Regions from separate parts of the Homo sapiens genome. Here region 2 is linked to region 1. A link is a loop called in an ENCODE intact Hi-C map of the cell type or tissue named here. Cell type or tissue: IMR-90. All regions are shown on one strand. Each heading gives the region's core, and the rest is flanking DNA. Links, peaks and the distances in the headings are about the cores only.

Region 1 (7,716 bases), core at 996-5,995:
ATCCTACAGCTAGTAGGTAGCAGAGCTGGGATTTCCAACTCCTGTTCCAGTCCTGTGTCAGCAGCCCTGCCAGCTGCTGCAGGAATGCACAACCCGTCCCAGGATGGGATCTAGAATTAAAGCCCATTTCCATGCTCACTGTTCCACAAATATTAGTAGAGCCAGAAGCAGAGGCTCCTCCATGTCAGCAAGATTCCCCTGATTGATCTGAACTGTTTTGAGTTTAGAAACAGCTTACAGCTCTAATCTGATGTGATGATAAAATCTGGATTTCCTTTCATTTGTCAAAGTTTTACTTCATCTGCATCACCCTCATCATGAGATATAGCCTAGGGGCCCAAATCATCGCTTGTTCAATAATGCATATTAATGGGGAATTTTCTCAAATGAAAATGAGCGATATCTATGACATAATGAATGCCCAAGTTTTTCCCAAATCTTAAAGCTGCATATATAACTATGAACATGTGTTATTCACTTACATTTTTATTTAGTTTGTGTAGATTCAGTTAGTACAGTCTCACCGTGGTCATTTTATCTACAGATCTGTGAATTTGCTTTTTTATTTGAATACGTTGCACATATATGTTTTTAAATTGCTACCTTTCTTGAAGAACCCTAAGCACCATGTGCTATACAAATCGCAGCTAAATACATCTATATAGAGAGGGATGAGTAATGGATCTTCATGAACAATGGCTTATGTGATGCTGGAGTTTATAAGCCTTGTCCACAAGAATAAAAAAGATGTCAGTAAGTAACTAGGCTAAAAGTCTTGCAGTGTAAATACCAAAGTTCCTCAAAGACGTAGACAACAAAATTTCAAAATATAGCCTGGGTTAATCTAGTATATATTTCCTGTGAAAATATAACTCTTCATTAAGAAAGCAAAGCATTAATCTAGAAAGATTCCTGATACCTGGTGGTTTATATAACATTTTAGTGATACCCTTAAGAACAATATTTTAAAAATTATATTAAAATTATAAATACCTAATACACTCAGGTACTTAATAATTGCCAACCTTAATTTCATTTCTCTTTTCCTTCTCTGCTTTCCATAAAAGCTTAACATTTTCTTCTCATTTATGGTAGTTTGGATGTCAAAAGTCCCTAGGCTACCATAAAACTCCCTGGTGCTTAGAATTAGAGACCCTGTAATTAGGCTTAATATCACCTGTAAGAAAAAAAATAATAAATAAAATTTCTTATCTATGATGTCTCTGTTAATACCAGAGAATCACTAAAGTCACCTTTTAGCTATTTCTTTACTCTCCTCTTTCTTTGCAAGGAGGAGGAACTTTTATTTTCTCCACGATGGGCTTGGCAGAAGCTAGGAGAAATATCCACGATCTACTTTGGGCACCTTCCTATTCATCCACGACTGTTGTTCTCCAATCAAGTGTCCTTCTACCTCACCTCCTCCGTGCTTATTCCAATGCTTTAAGGCACATGTGGCCAGTCAATCAAATTTCCGCCCAGACTCTAATTGCATTGTGTGTCGAAGAAAGGCAACTGACATGAAATACCTTTAAAGCATAATATCTTCCTATTTATTATTAAACTGCTTTTATGGGCAGGGGTGGGGAGGAAAATGGAATCTGTTTGTCGGGTAGACTACTGCCTCAAGAATATGTTCATCATTTTATAGATCTAGGAATGTATTACTTCCAATTGGCTTCATGGTTAAAACTGTGAATGTGAAGTCAGGCCAACCTGCATTCAAATCCTCAAAGATCTATCACCTGCCTCAGTGTGACTTACTGCTTTGACCTGTAAAATGAGACTAATAACTGTCTGTACCTCAGAGGGTTGCTGTCAGGATTAGCCAAGATCATGTATATAAAGGGCTTATTGCAGTGTGCCTGGCAACTCATTACTGAGTAACATTACTCAGTAATGTTAGATGGTATTAACATTGTTGTGGTTGAAAGACAGTGCTTAATAAGTGGACAGAAAATGCCTTGGATTATGATTTCTTAGAATCTGTGCTAGGTGTAACAGAAAGAATTATGAGAGCAATTTAAGATTATTCAAGATTTTCCTCTAAACTTTAGCTTCAAAAATCCTAGAGGAAAACTCTGACCAGTATGTAGGAAAGTTCTATATTCCATCTCAAGAAAGATTCAAACAAGTAAAACTCCTGTTGTGGGCCATTGTATGTCTGTTCATTGTCATATTCCTCTGCTTGAAGAAACCTGTAGTTAGAAAACAGTTTTCCATTTATGCCATTCTTTCCTGAGGGTCTCAAGTTTTCTAGCATTTATATACAGAGTTAGTTTGTAAAAATACAATAAAGGTTTAAATATTTATTATGACAAATTGTTTTCATCCTGGTTAATAGGCAATGGTCCTGTCAGTTGGGTTTGAGTGTGGGATTCTTAAAACTCAGATGTGCTTACATGTGTGAGGAAAGCGAGTCTCCAACGGTGTTCAGGTCTAGATATGACCCCATTGCCTTTGTGTATGCAGAACTAGGCAGAGCGCCATGTTTCCTCTTCAAATAAGCACTTGCAACTTATCATAGAAAGCAGATAGCTTTGCCTGCCAACACTCCCATGGCAGTCTTAGGTTTCATTTTTAATTTGGTTCCCTGCATCTTCTCTACTTTAGAAAGAATGACTGGCTCCTATATATGGGGTCATTCTCAGTTTTGAGTGTGCTCCATTTTCTGTGGCGAGAGCACTGAGTCTTGAACATGCTAAATCTGTATGTGAATGTTTTATTATGCTCTCTCCTTTTTTTCTTACAGAGTTGTCTATCTTTGAATAGTTTCTCATTTACTGCTTAGTTTAAAAGTCATTTGCATTGAATTGCTTGAGATCACACATGAACTAGTTTAGCAAACAGTTTTTGCAATCTCATCTCTGCCAGAGATTTGGTTTTAATTGTTAAGGTAGCCAGACATATTTTCTGACTCAAGCATTTTAAAGAGAATTCTGCTAAGTTTTAAAATAGAACTGTACACCATCTCTTTATAACACAACAGAGTGTTTGCTATGCAATAACAAATGAGTAGAGTATAATACTTGTGAAGTGGTACAACTGAATTCTGTCCAAGAAAACTCCTCCATATGGTCCCTCCAGCTCGTAAGTTTGGCTGCAACCCTGAAGCATTCTCCTGGTTACTATGGCTGCTTATACACTTAAGTCCCATGGAGTTAAGAAAAAAATGCAGTAGAGTGAAAATTAGCTATATAGCGTGTTTTAATAGAGAGCACATGTGATTCATCCTGAATGTGTTAAGATTATATAGAAAATTTGTAAATTTTACTTGTGGTTTTGTGGGAGGATGTAAGGCTCATAGATTGCATGTTGACAAATGTAAAATGCTTGCAGTGAATCATAAAAGGCCTAAATGGTGCTTTTATTGTATTTCAGGGTTTTAAGCAAACATATCTGAAATCATAATGAAAGTCAAAGGGAAAAGATTATAGCTTAATGCATACTTTTTAACTTTACACATAGCTGGGGATGGCTTGTGATGCATAAAGTAAGATCAGTCTTTACTGAATTTACCAATTCTTCATCTGAAGACTCCTTAAATTAAGCCTGTTTGATTTCTCAACTGGATGCTGAAAGAGAATTAATGTTATTTCCCAAGCCAAATCAAGGTTTGATGCTCCGAAGCTTCCTTCATTCCTTTCCCCTTTCAGCATTTTCTTTCAGTTTGGGCCCTTTGCAGTGCCATTGAGAATGGAGCACGCTAAACTTTTCTCTCTTTAAACACACAAGATCTCTTCTTGCTTAAATGGTAATGAATAAATTACTTTCTGCAGCCTGACAGAAAGATGAATTGTTTAACACTTATTATGCAGGCATCTACTTAAAGCCCAGATTACAGTTCAATTCATATTTGATTCATAGAACTTGAAGTATTCATCCTCCCACCCCCATCTCCCCTTCAAGAAGGTCCTGGGACATCTTCCTGTTGTAACAAACAAGACATGACTCACGCCTCCTCATTCCTGTCTCCTGCCGGGGTCTCAGCAGTTAGGCAGCCAGGCAGCCAGAGACACGTGTGTGAGAAATAAGACTTAAGTTGGATGGATCAAATGCTTCTCAATTCCCTGGCCCACTGCTGTTCACACAACATAAACACAGTAATCATCTTCATATGCGAAATTAGGGAGTGGAAATGGGCTACCAGCCATCTAATGCAGAAATTTGCGGCATCAACAGTGAGCCTTATGTTGGGGAGAGGGAGTGGTGAGCAGGCAAATACTCTTCCTTGCAAAAAGCCCTGCTTTTTGAATGCATGGAATGATTGTGTTGTCCTCTCTGGGTACTGTGTAGAGGGCAGCTGGGGCTGGAGAACAGAAGAGAATTTTCTGTTTTAATTGGACAAGAGAGAAATCTTTTACAAAACAGAACCGTGGTGGTCTAGAAAATGCGGCTGTCTGCCTTCCGGAGAGTGTCTTGCCCAGCAGAGCCTCTTTGCATCCGTCAGCCCTGGCTTCAGAGCCAGGGCAGTGCCTGGCATTAGGGGATGATGGGCATGATTACCTAACACTGGCATCTTTCTCTTTTGGAAACTGCAACCAGGCTCCTAGAAGCAAGTCTAATAACTAGTGGGCAGATTTCAGGTGGTTTGGAGGAGCCCCGGCTTTAGGGATGTTTGGCAGCTGGGGAAGGAACAAGAGGGGCTCTCTTTTCACTGCAGGCCTCTGGAGCCCCAGGCACTATCTCTGCAGAGGTAGAGGCCTGCATCTAGCTAGAGTGGAGAAAGCATACTGTCTCAGTCTGCTCAGGCTGCTATGACAAAATACCATAGGTTGGTAGCCTAACAACAGACATTTATTTCTCACAGTTCTAGAAGCTGGGAACTCCAAGATCAAGGTGCTGGCAGATTTGGTTCCTGGTGAGGGCTCTCTTCCTGGCTTGCATATGGCCACCTTGTCACTGTGTCCTCACATGGGGAGGGGAGAGTGCCAGTTCTGATCACTTCCTCTTATTACAGGACGCAAATCCCATCATGGAGACTGTTTTAGTCTATTCTCATGCTGCTAATAAAAACATACCCAAGACTGGGTAATTTATAAAGGAAAGAGGTTTAATGGACTCACAGTTCCACATGGCTGGGGAAGCCTCACAATCATGGCAGAAGATGATGGAAGAGCAAAGGGGAGCAAAGGGATGTCTTACATGGCAGCAGGCAAGAGAGCTTGTGCAGGGGAGCTCCTGTTTATAAAACCATCAGATCTCTTGAGACTTATTCACTACCACGAGAACAATATGGGGGAAACCACCCTTATGATTCAATTATCTCCACCTGGCCCCACCCTTGACATGTGGGGATTATTACAATGCAAGATGACATTTGGGTGGGGACACAGCCAAGTCATATCAAAGTCCCTACTCTCATGACCACATCTCAATCTAATTACCTCCCAAGGGTCCCACCTCCAAATACCATCACATAGGGTATAGGGCTTCAGTCTTTGAATTTGAGGGACACAGCCCTTCAGTCCATAGCACACACACACCATCAGTAGTTCTTAGAGCCCTGTGTGGCTTCTCAGTTCTTTGCCTTTGCATGGGTTGTTTCCTGAGCTGAAAATACCATCATCTATCTTGCTCTCTTGGTAAACCTATGTTTTAAGATTCAGCTTTAGGAATCTTCAAAGCCCTTTCCAATCTTGGCTCCCCAGGTGAAGCATAAAGACCTCAGTGGATGTCTGCCTTGGCACCCACCACCCTCTTGGTGATGACATGCAAAGCTCAGGTGCCTCTGCTCCATCAGGCAAGTGATGTCAACTTCCTCTCAGTATCTCCAGAGCCTGGCCCTCCAGCAGCAGGCAGAGGTTAGCTGGATAAGTAAGTGAGGGCAGCAAGCATGGGATTAACAGCTGGAAAAAGTGGATTCACGTATTTGCAGCCAAACACCTGGCGTATAGAAGGCCATATCGCCTAGGCTTGTATAAGAACATTGTATGATGCTGACACAGTGATGAAAATGCCTAACAACAGATTTCTCCCGACGCAACCCCTTCATTAAGGGACACATGTCTACACTACTTACTGCTTGGTTCTCTGTCATATTCTAGTTATCAGTTTTCTGATTTGTGAAATTTAGGTAGTTGTAATTGTTACTTTGCAGGGCTATTGAAAGAATCCAGTTAAACTTCTGGGGAAGAAGAACTTTGCAAATGGTAACATTTGATTTAAATCTATCGGAAAGCTTTTGGGAAAATGCGCACATATACATAAATACTATGCATGTGTGCACTCCTCCTTTCTTCTACTTATGGGTCTTGAAGTCAAACAGAATTAATTTGGAAGTTGAACTGCAGTCTCTTCCTTAGCTATGTAATCTTTACTTATTAATTTTCTCATTTGTAAGATCAATAAAATAAATATAGGATTGTTGGTGAGGATGAAATAACAACATAGTGAAATTGCTTAGCACAGCACCTAGAACATAATGGATAGCTACAGATGCTCTTCCTTGAATCCCACACACATTCCACGGCCACCAGTGTGGACACAGTGCCCCTCTGACTGCCTCCCCACACTAACCTGACACACTCACGTCCATACCACTCATGTGGGCAAATGTGAACCACATGCATAGTTTGAGATTATCAATTACCTTTTCCCTAGCTGTCAGTCTTATCTCCCCACCTAGTGTGTAGGTTTCCAGAGCTGAGGCAAACCCCATTCTCACCCAGCACCAGGCTCTGCCCACAGTGAACACCCTCCTGTAAGTATTAGTTAGAGGAACACTCTTATTTGTAGTGCCTTGGCGTGGGATTTGGGAATTGCAGAGGGAATGAGTCCTACTTTTATGTGTTTGTTTTTGTTTTCACTTTAACTTTTATTTTAAGTTCAGGGGAGCATGCGCAGTACGTGCAGGTTTATTACATAGGTAAATGTGTGCCATGGTGGTTTGCTGCACGGATCATCCCATCACCCAGTATTAAGCCCAGCATCCATTAGCTATTCTTCCTGATGCTCTCCCTCCCCCCATCCCCTGCTCCAGCAGGCCTCGGTGAGTCTTAAGTTTTAGGCAACAGTGGTGGCTTCCCTGCAGTTCTTCCTTACCTTGCTCCATTGGAACAGCTCCTCCAAACCAAGCTCCACCCGCTCCTCTGCAAACCTGAACACGGAGGTGTAGGAGGAGCCTTCCCCAGCTGTGTCCTCTCATTTCCCATAGAGGGTTTCTCACTCATATACAGACATGAAACCTCCCTTTGTAACAGAAATACTCTGTGTGAGAGCTCAGGGAATCCTGGACGGTCAGTTTTGCTTTTATAAAAGACCTAAATCAGATTAACTTGGTAAAAACTTAAAGGTCCCTTTCCTTGTGCCCCAGAAATAGGTGCAACACTGGCCTCCCTCACACATCTCCACCCAAAAGGTCTCCCAGGACTTGGTTTGGGGTTTCTACCACCAGCGAGAGCAGGACTGGTGTTTGAGCAAAGGAAAGGCATCAACACATAGTCTGACAATGATTTTTTTCCTCAACTAGTGAATTGATACCTTTCTACGAAGAGTCTTGCTAGGGTATAAATATCAAATCCCATATGTTACACATTACAAAGGAAATAAATACATGAGCAGAAATACAGTTTCAGCTTCATGTGTCTGTGTATGCATCAGGTAACTTAGTATTTAAACATTTTCATTCAAGACAATTCTGGAATATTTAAGCCACCAACTGTTGTAAACATGCTTTACAAATAGACGTTTGAAGAAAGACTTCTATATTATAAA
Region 2 (7,716 bases), core at 1,141-6,140, 100 kb after region 1:
TAATTTAACTCAAAAAGATATTGATTTGTGGCCATCAGGAGGTATGGTTTCAATCCTGATTCCACCGCTAATTTGCAGCATGGTTATGGACAACCACAGTATTGCCCAGCCGTAGCTTCTTACCTTCTAAAGTGGAAGCTCTGGTTGCCCTCTGCTCCCCTCTTCTGTCCTGGCAATGCCAGCAACCTATCCTCAGATGCCATCCAGGACTAGGGCAGCAGGAAGTAATTCTCCCCACCCCAGACTCCTGCTCCCTGGACAAAGAGGAACCTCCCTACTGGCCCACTGATACCTTCACCACTAATGCACAGAACCCTGGCTGTTCCTGTCAGTAGACAGGCCAAGCGAGAGATGGTCTCAGGGCAGGGCACCTGTGGAAAGATGCCACCAGGTATTTGCTTCTGAAAAGGGACCTGATTGCTTTTCCCAGGCTGCTCTGGGTTGAACTTCAGTCAGCCCAGTGCAATGTGGCAAGTCTTGACAGCTGAGGAAATCAGAGCCTGTGGCATTCAGCCTCCATGGTCAAAAGTTCTCTTCGAATCTTGCCTGCATGATAAATGAGATCAGAAATAAAAAAGGTGATCATTTATTGAAACTGATGCCCTCAAGTGGCAGTGTCACAATGATTTCAGGCCCAGCTTTTTCTCACTTTCAAAGTCATTCATAGAGTCAGCTTCTCTCTTTTCCCCCATGGTCTGAATAACACACTAATAAATATACAATAAGGCCTTTAATGTCTAGGTGATTTACACTAAAAAGAGAGAGCCATTCAAAGGCTCTAAAGGTAATTTTTAAAAGCCTTAAAACTCACACCCAGGCTTGTCAGGGGGATATTTCTCAGACACCTTGTTACAGGAGCAATCACGTAGCTCGAAGTTCTCTGAGCACACAGTGGGCAGGAGACTTGAGCTCTAAGTATTCTTGGAGGAAATTCTTCACACACAATATGAGCTTGGACAAGTCTCAGAATCTCTACAAGCCTCATCTTTGTCAAATGGTAGTAATTGTGCCACTCACGGGGTTGTCGTGGGTTTAAATTAGATCAACAAGCAGAGCAGGTGCTGATAGTGCCTAACCCCCTGCCTCCCAGGCTGTCTGTCTAAGGGACACTCTCCTCTCAGGCTGCTCAGGGTCATGGGAGAGTGGGCAGGAAGAGAGCCAGGGTTACAGATTTCACTTAAACCCCTCCTTCTCAGAGTAACCACTTGTGTTCTCCAAGATAGATCCCAAAGTACCAGTCCCATTGAGTATACCTGGATTTACCATATTCCTCCCCACTTTAAGTAGTAATATTGAAGCAACTACTAAAATGCTAGTCCTCTTAAGAGGAACTGGACCTTCAGCGATTAACATAGTAGGTCTCAAGCTTTAGTAATACAAGTGAGAACTACACATTTTACAAACTTCATACAATTGAGTCTCATCTTTTTTTTTTTTTTTTTTTTTTTTGAGATGGAGTCTTGCTCTTGTCACCCAGGCTGGAGTGTAGTGGCGTGATCTCAGCTCACTGCCAGCCTCCGTCTCCTGGGTTCAAGTGATTTTCCTGCCTCAGCCTCCTGAGTAGCTGGGATTACAGGCCCCCACCACCACACCTGGCTAATTTTTGTATTTTTAGTAGAGACAGGGTTTTACCATCTTGGCCAGGCTGGTCTCAAACTCCTGACCTTGTGATCCACCCACCTCAGCCTCCCAAAGTGCTGGGATTACAGGCATGAGCCACCGCACCCGGCCCGAGTCTCATCTTGAGCTATTCTGATTTTACTCGTCTTGGAGTGGGCCATGAGCATATGTATGTTTAGAAAGCTCTGCAGGGATTCTGGGTGTGCACCAAAAGTTAAGAATCATGGCTCTAACATCTCAGCTTGAATTGGTTGATCACATAAGCGGGTAGCTTTATATAACCATTTACTAAGCACTAGGAAGAAAAGTAAAAAAGAAAGCTTAAAGACTTGGGAGGGACTTGTGTTTAAGGTGGAGAGCCATTTTTCTCCCACTTATGGGTGGACAGGCTAGTGACAAGGTTTCCAACCCTGGCCTAATCCTGCCTACATAGTCCCTGAGCTGAGGTAGCTGGAGGGTATCCAAGGTCATGAATGTCACTGGTCTCCACAGGTGGATATACTCCTGACACATCTGTTATTCTGTCTCTAGAAGGACTATGGCTTCCAAAGCCACAGGGGAATGAGAAGAATACAGATGGACTAGAGAAGCCAAACCTCTTAAAGCCAGAAGGAAGCTCCATCCCATTCTTCCATTTAACTAACCATCCATCCATCCATTCATCCACCAACCATCTATCCATTATCCATCCATACATCCCATCTACCCACCTATCCATCCATCCATCTACCCATCCATCCATCCGTTCATCCATCCATCCATCCATCCACTCATCCATCTACCATCCATCCATTCATCCATCCATCCATCCATCCATCAATCCATTCATCCATTAATCCATCTATCATCCATTGATCCATCCATCCACCCATCCATCCATTCTCTTTGTACTTCACATATTGACTCTCATCTAGGTCCCAGGTTAACAACAGAGCCACAGCCCTCCTTTTTGTTCTCATGAAACAGATACTATGTTGTTAATATTCATGGTAAATATCTGTACAGTGCATGTTCAGTTTGCCAAGTGAGTCAACCTCTATCAACTCATTTCACCTTTACTATGATCTGTACCATTCATATTATTCACCTCCTTTATAGAAGAGTAAACCGAATCTCAGAGAGCTTCCATAATTTGCTTATAGTCATGGGTAACACAGGGAAACAGATCTTCTGGGTCCATTTCTTTTCTTGTGTTGTTTTCCCAAGAAAGCCTTGCAGTTGAACCTTGGCGTCACGCCTGGCTCCGAGGAAACTAAGAGCTGTTCTTATCCAGTCAGGAAAAGCTCTTCTCAGGAGGACTCCTCTGAAATTTGGTCATCTAATTCTGGCCCACAAGTCTTGAAGATGGAGACTTTGGGTTGCACACCTTTTTATGCTAGCAATGTCTGGCACACTGCCTAGCACATAGTAGGGGTTCTATATTAGGTGGATGGATAACATATCAATTGAAGCTAGTTCTAGGATGCACCTCTTCTAAAGCCTAAGCTCTGGGTCTAAAAATTAAAGCCCCGTTCAAGATCACAGAAGAGTCTCCAATCGATGAAAAGATGAAAAGTATTTTCTCCCTGCCCTCCACCCACACCCAGGAATAAATGTGCAACCCTCCCTGGGGCTCAGGAAGCAGCTGTCAAAATGCACCTCAACTGTGAAGGTTGTCATGAAGTACAAAGGACAATTCCTTTCCTGGCAGGTACAACTTTTACTCACGATTGCTTTCATTGATGGGCATAAAAAAAAAAAAAAAAAAAAAAAAAAAAAAAAACCTTCAGCTTCTGCCAGTTCTGACCTTCGAGATTTGACAGCTGAAGGCTTGTAGTGAGGCTCTTTTGAGCTGCTGCTTTTGCTTTCTCACTCTGCCCTGGATGTTTGATGGATTGAACACCAGGACGATGAGAGAACTGTGAATACCTGTAACCCCGTGCTTGTCAGAATGGCATCTTGGCCAATCCCATAATGATAAATATATATTGTATACAAAGAGAAGTCAAAATGCATAGAAACAGACACTTCTCATCTCAGAAGTGTTTACTGAGCCTCACTGTTTCCCAGTGGGGAGGGAGATGGTAAAAATAGGTGCAAGAATTTTAGTGATAGAACACTGGTGTCAAGAAATTCACTCATAGTTCATGTATGCATTCTGTCAACAAATGTCTATGAGTCATGCTCAGTCCCAGGCACTGGTTGGACTCTGGAAGCTCATTCAGCCTTCCAGGGGCTCAGAACAAGGTTTGGAGTTGGACGACAGACACAGTTATGAGGCCATAAGGAAAGGGGTGTAATGGGTGCTGTGCATTGGGTGCTATGGGAATGCTTGTGGCTGTCAGGCAAGCTAGCCCTGAGAAGGACACTTGAGCTGGCTCTGCAGGGGCAAGGGGTGTCAGGTGGATGATGAGAGGAAGACATTCCACACAGAGAGTGCACGTGTGCAAAGGACCGCCTGAGGACACAGATGATGAGCTGTGGCCACGTGATTCTCTTGGTTTCTTCCTCCCCCTCCTGCCCGGGGTTCCTTATCCTGGCTCTCTGAGTGCTCACTTTCATGTGTTTGTGGCCACTGGCTTATGTAGCAAGAAAGCCCATCCCTCTCCACAAAAGCAGTCCTCAGACAGCAAAGCCTCATCCCTAAGCCCCACAATCACCACTACCTCTTCTTGTAGCAAATGTCCTGCTGCAAATGCCCAGAAGACCTCCCTCTGAGTGCAGGCTCTCCCCTCGCTTTCACTTTCTCTCTGGTAGTATCTTCTTCCCTAACGAAAACTCCAAGTACCTATATGGACAATCTGTGCATACAACTATTTTTTACACCAGCACAAGTGGGTTTCAGTGGATGAGCCAGGACTCCAGGAATGGCCTGTTGTCCCTTCAGTCCCCACTTTGCAAGAAGAGTAGCCATGGAGATGGGGTGGGGGTTCTTTGTGGACTGCCCTTAACCCCTTTTCCACTACAAAAACCCCTACACATGCAATGTCCCCTCCTCTGAGAAGCCCTTTTAGGGTTTCTCAAATAGCATTGACCATGTAGCCTTGTGACCATTCAGTTACCAGCTTGTCTCTCCCTACAGTCAACAGGGACCCAGGGTCCTCTCCCTGTTGACTCATAAGTGCCAACACATGAAAGACAGGGAGAGAATGAGGCTGCTGGCTGGGGACGGGACAGGACCTGGCATCCCAGATAGGAATTCACGTCCCTTCCTTCATTCCCCGTAATTTGTATGATAATGAGGAAGAGAAAGAGGAAGAATCACTTGATGCTTACTCTCTGGTCTCAGCATTGTTCTAAGTGCTTTGCATGTGTCAGCTCATCTAATATTATGTGTACCACCACTTGGTGAGGGAGGCCCTAGCACTACTACTTTTACAGTGGGGAAGCTGAGGCTCAGTGAGGTTAAGTAACCTGCCTAGAGTTGCACAGCTTGTAAGGAGTAGACTGGATCTGAGCCCAGCTAATCCAGCTCCACTGTCCCTGCTCCCAATCACCACTCTATGGATGGTAACTACCCTATTGCCAGCTGATAATTAAGGATGCAGTCTTATTTATTTATCATTATTAACCATTATTTATTGTTTATAAATCCCAGCTGCATTTTTCTATGGTGTGCATACAGTCCTTCCTGTCCGCAATAAATGGCAAAGTTATAAGGCTTTGATGCACAGAAGAGGCCTGTTTTAGAGAGCAGGCAGTCCTGAGACTTATGTCTGGCACTGCCGAAGGTCATAGAGAGCCTATCCAGAAAGGCTGGCCTCCGCTCTCCTGTCTTCTGAAGCTCCATTCCAACCCAGTTGCCTTCACCTTCAAAAACCAAGTCTGCATTGAGGAGATGGAATCGGGTGATGGAATTGCCAGCTCTTTGAGCCATAAGGAAACTGTCCAGGCAACTGGAGCTGATGGCCCAAGAGTGAGGAAACACCATGACCCACTTAGTAGCCCAGTTCCCCTCTGCATTCATGCCCAGCCTCAAAGCAAACCTCCTTCTTTCTCATTACTTGGCCTGTTTCTAAGTTTGCCTTTTCCTCTTTGTTTTATTTAGGGAACGACACACATATGCCTGGCTAAACTCCTTGCTTTTACAGAAATGCATTCTCTTATGGTTCAGAGCCTTAGTGAAGAGCCATAGCAGCCTTGGGATTTTGAATTTAAAGGGCTTCACAAAGTCTACACAAAGATTTGGTGCAATGTCTATTCCTGGGAGAATCTTACATCAGTAAGCTCAGTGAATGAGTGTTCCCACTCCTTTCCAATGACTGATTGTGTTCCCCCTGCCAGTGGGGAAGTCTTGTGGTGGTGAGAAAAGGGAGGGTCCCTAGGGGAGGCCACTGAGAGCAGGCTGAGCCCAGGGCATGAGACCTACCATTGCCAGAAGCTGAAGATGTTTCTTCAGATCACTCACCTGAGGGCACCAGGTTACCTGAGGATCCAGGACCTTGCTCCACCCTATAGGGCAACTTAGCTCAAATGATGCACACATAATGGGAGTCTAAGGAAAGACCTGTGGGCCATGCTGCTTTTTTCTTAGCCCCACTGTGTGATCCAGGCTTTCAATTCACCAAAAGGAGTGTGAAGGAGAACCCACAGTCAAATTGGTATTTTGCATTGTGCTGTTCATTCTGTGGGACGTTCCTTGCAGTCCTAGAATGATCATCTCAGTGACTTCTCCTGGCCATCAGGAAGCCCCATGTTGGAATAAATGAAGACCCGGATGAGAGAACTGACAAGTGAATATCACGGGCTGTTAATCTTCAGCCTCAAATCCTTTAGGGGATCCCTGTGAAACCCAGGATCAAGTCTGAGCTGTTTATTAGTATGGCACTCAAAGCCACTGATCAAGCCTCACCCCTCCTGAGCCTGGCTCACCCCATTTCTCTGGACCCATGATTCGTTTGTATCAAACTACCCACAGTTGCCCCCAAGTGAAGCAAGCCAGTTCAAGCCATTTTGCCTTCCCTCACCTTCCCGACCATCAAGAACAATAGGTCTTCTCCTCCAAGAAGGAATCTCTTAGCTCCTTTTCCACAAAGCCTTTCTTGAGACCCCAGACCTTCTGTGAGCAGAGCTGATTGCACCACCATTTGCTGCCTGTTCCACATCTCTATGAGTGTTCTCACAGCCCTGGGCCACATTTGTTCTTTCACATGTCTTCCTCACCAACCAGGTACCCCAAGAATAGGGATGGGCATTATTTATCACTGTATCTGCAATGCCTAGCACAGTACTTGTCTCACAGTCAATAAATGCTTATGAAATGAACAAATTCCCAAATTAATTGGACCAGAAACTCTTTGAAAACTTGCGACATGGTTTTAAGAATGCATCTATAATGCTCTTGACCAAAATTCCATCTCTGTTCTTCATAACGACTCACTTCCTTCTACTCAACCTCCAATCGAAGGACTGTCTTCAGCCTGGGTTATCTCCATTTGTGGCCTTAACCATCCTACACTGCCGAGCAAATGCTGGCCTATGTTAGTCTTGGAAATGAGGTGGTTCCCATGCTTGGTGATTGCCCTGTCCGTGTGTGCCTTTTAGTTCCTCTAATTTCCTGAGCTATTTCCTGCATATTTCCTGTTCTTCCAGTCAGGACTTCTACTTAGTAATTTTCCCCCAATTCCTCCTTCTCCTTAGTTTACTAGTCTTTACATCACCACTTAACCACACTGACTTCTGTTGAGTGTTTTATCTTTTCAGATAATCTAAGATGAATTCCAATTACATTCTGTCCAACTGTTTCCTAAATATTCCCTCCATGATTTTGTTTCTCTGTCTTAGGACTAAAATTTCTCTGTGACTGCATGAAATTCTAATCGGCAGTCTGCTGGATGTTCACCTGCAGGCCTCAGAGTGATTTCCCTATCTGGAGTCTTCCAGCCTTTCTCGCAGTGGCCTGGTCACCTGCCCTGGGAGCTTCCTAGTGACCATTGGCTCATCCTCTCAGTAGATCCAGATGACTTCCATTTCTAAAAAGCCTCACTTGTCTATCAACTTTCTTGTTTAACCTCTGCCACCTTGTCTAACTTACGGACAGTCTCCAGGGTTCCAGGAGGTGGTGGCAGCAGGTACATTGTGTGTGGGATGTGAGCCAGAAAATGTGGTTGTTGGCAA

Evidence for each region. Peaks named below come from ENCODE experiments on the same cell type or tissue, not always from the same donor. Only the 100,000 strongest peaks of a DNase experiment are listed, where the experiment ranks them.
Region 2: it touches region 1 in a loop (2.4-fold over the local background); 1 of 110 quality-filtered maps calls a loop at or near these places.

The regions. Positions count from the first base shown.
Region 1 is chr2:29,623,854-29,631,569 of GRCh38, reverse strand. All of the region lies in intron 3 of ALK (ALK receptor tyrosine kinase), which reads left to right. Among named protein-coding and RNA genes, the nearest start is that of ALK, 290 kb to the left of the region's middle. In IMR-90, for the core only: no CTCF peak of the experiment used is centred there; a DNase peak (open chromatin) is centred at 3,969.
Region 2 is chr2:29,519,525-29,527,240 of GRCh38, reverse strand. All of the region lies in intron 4 of ALK (ALK receptor tyrosine kinase), which reads left to right. Among named protein-coding and RNA genes, the nearest start is that of ALK, 400 kb to the left of the region's middle. RefSeq lists a silencer at 4,664-4,958. In IMR-90, for the core only: no CTCF peak of the experiment used is centred there; a DNase peak (open chromatin) is centred at 3,780; H3K27ac peaks cover 1,087 bases.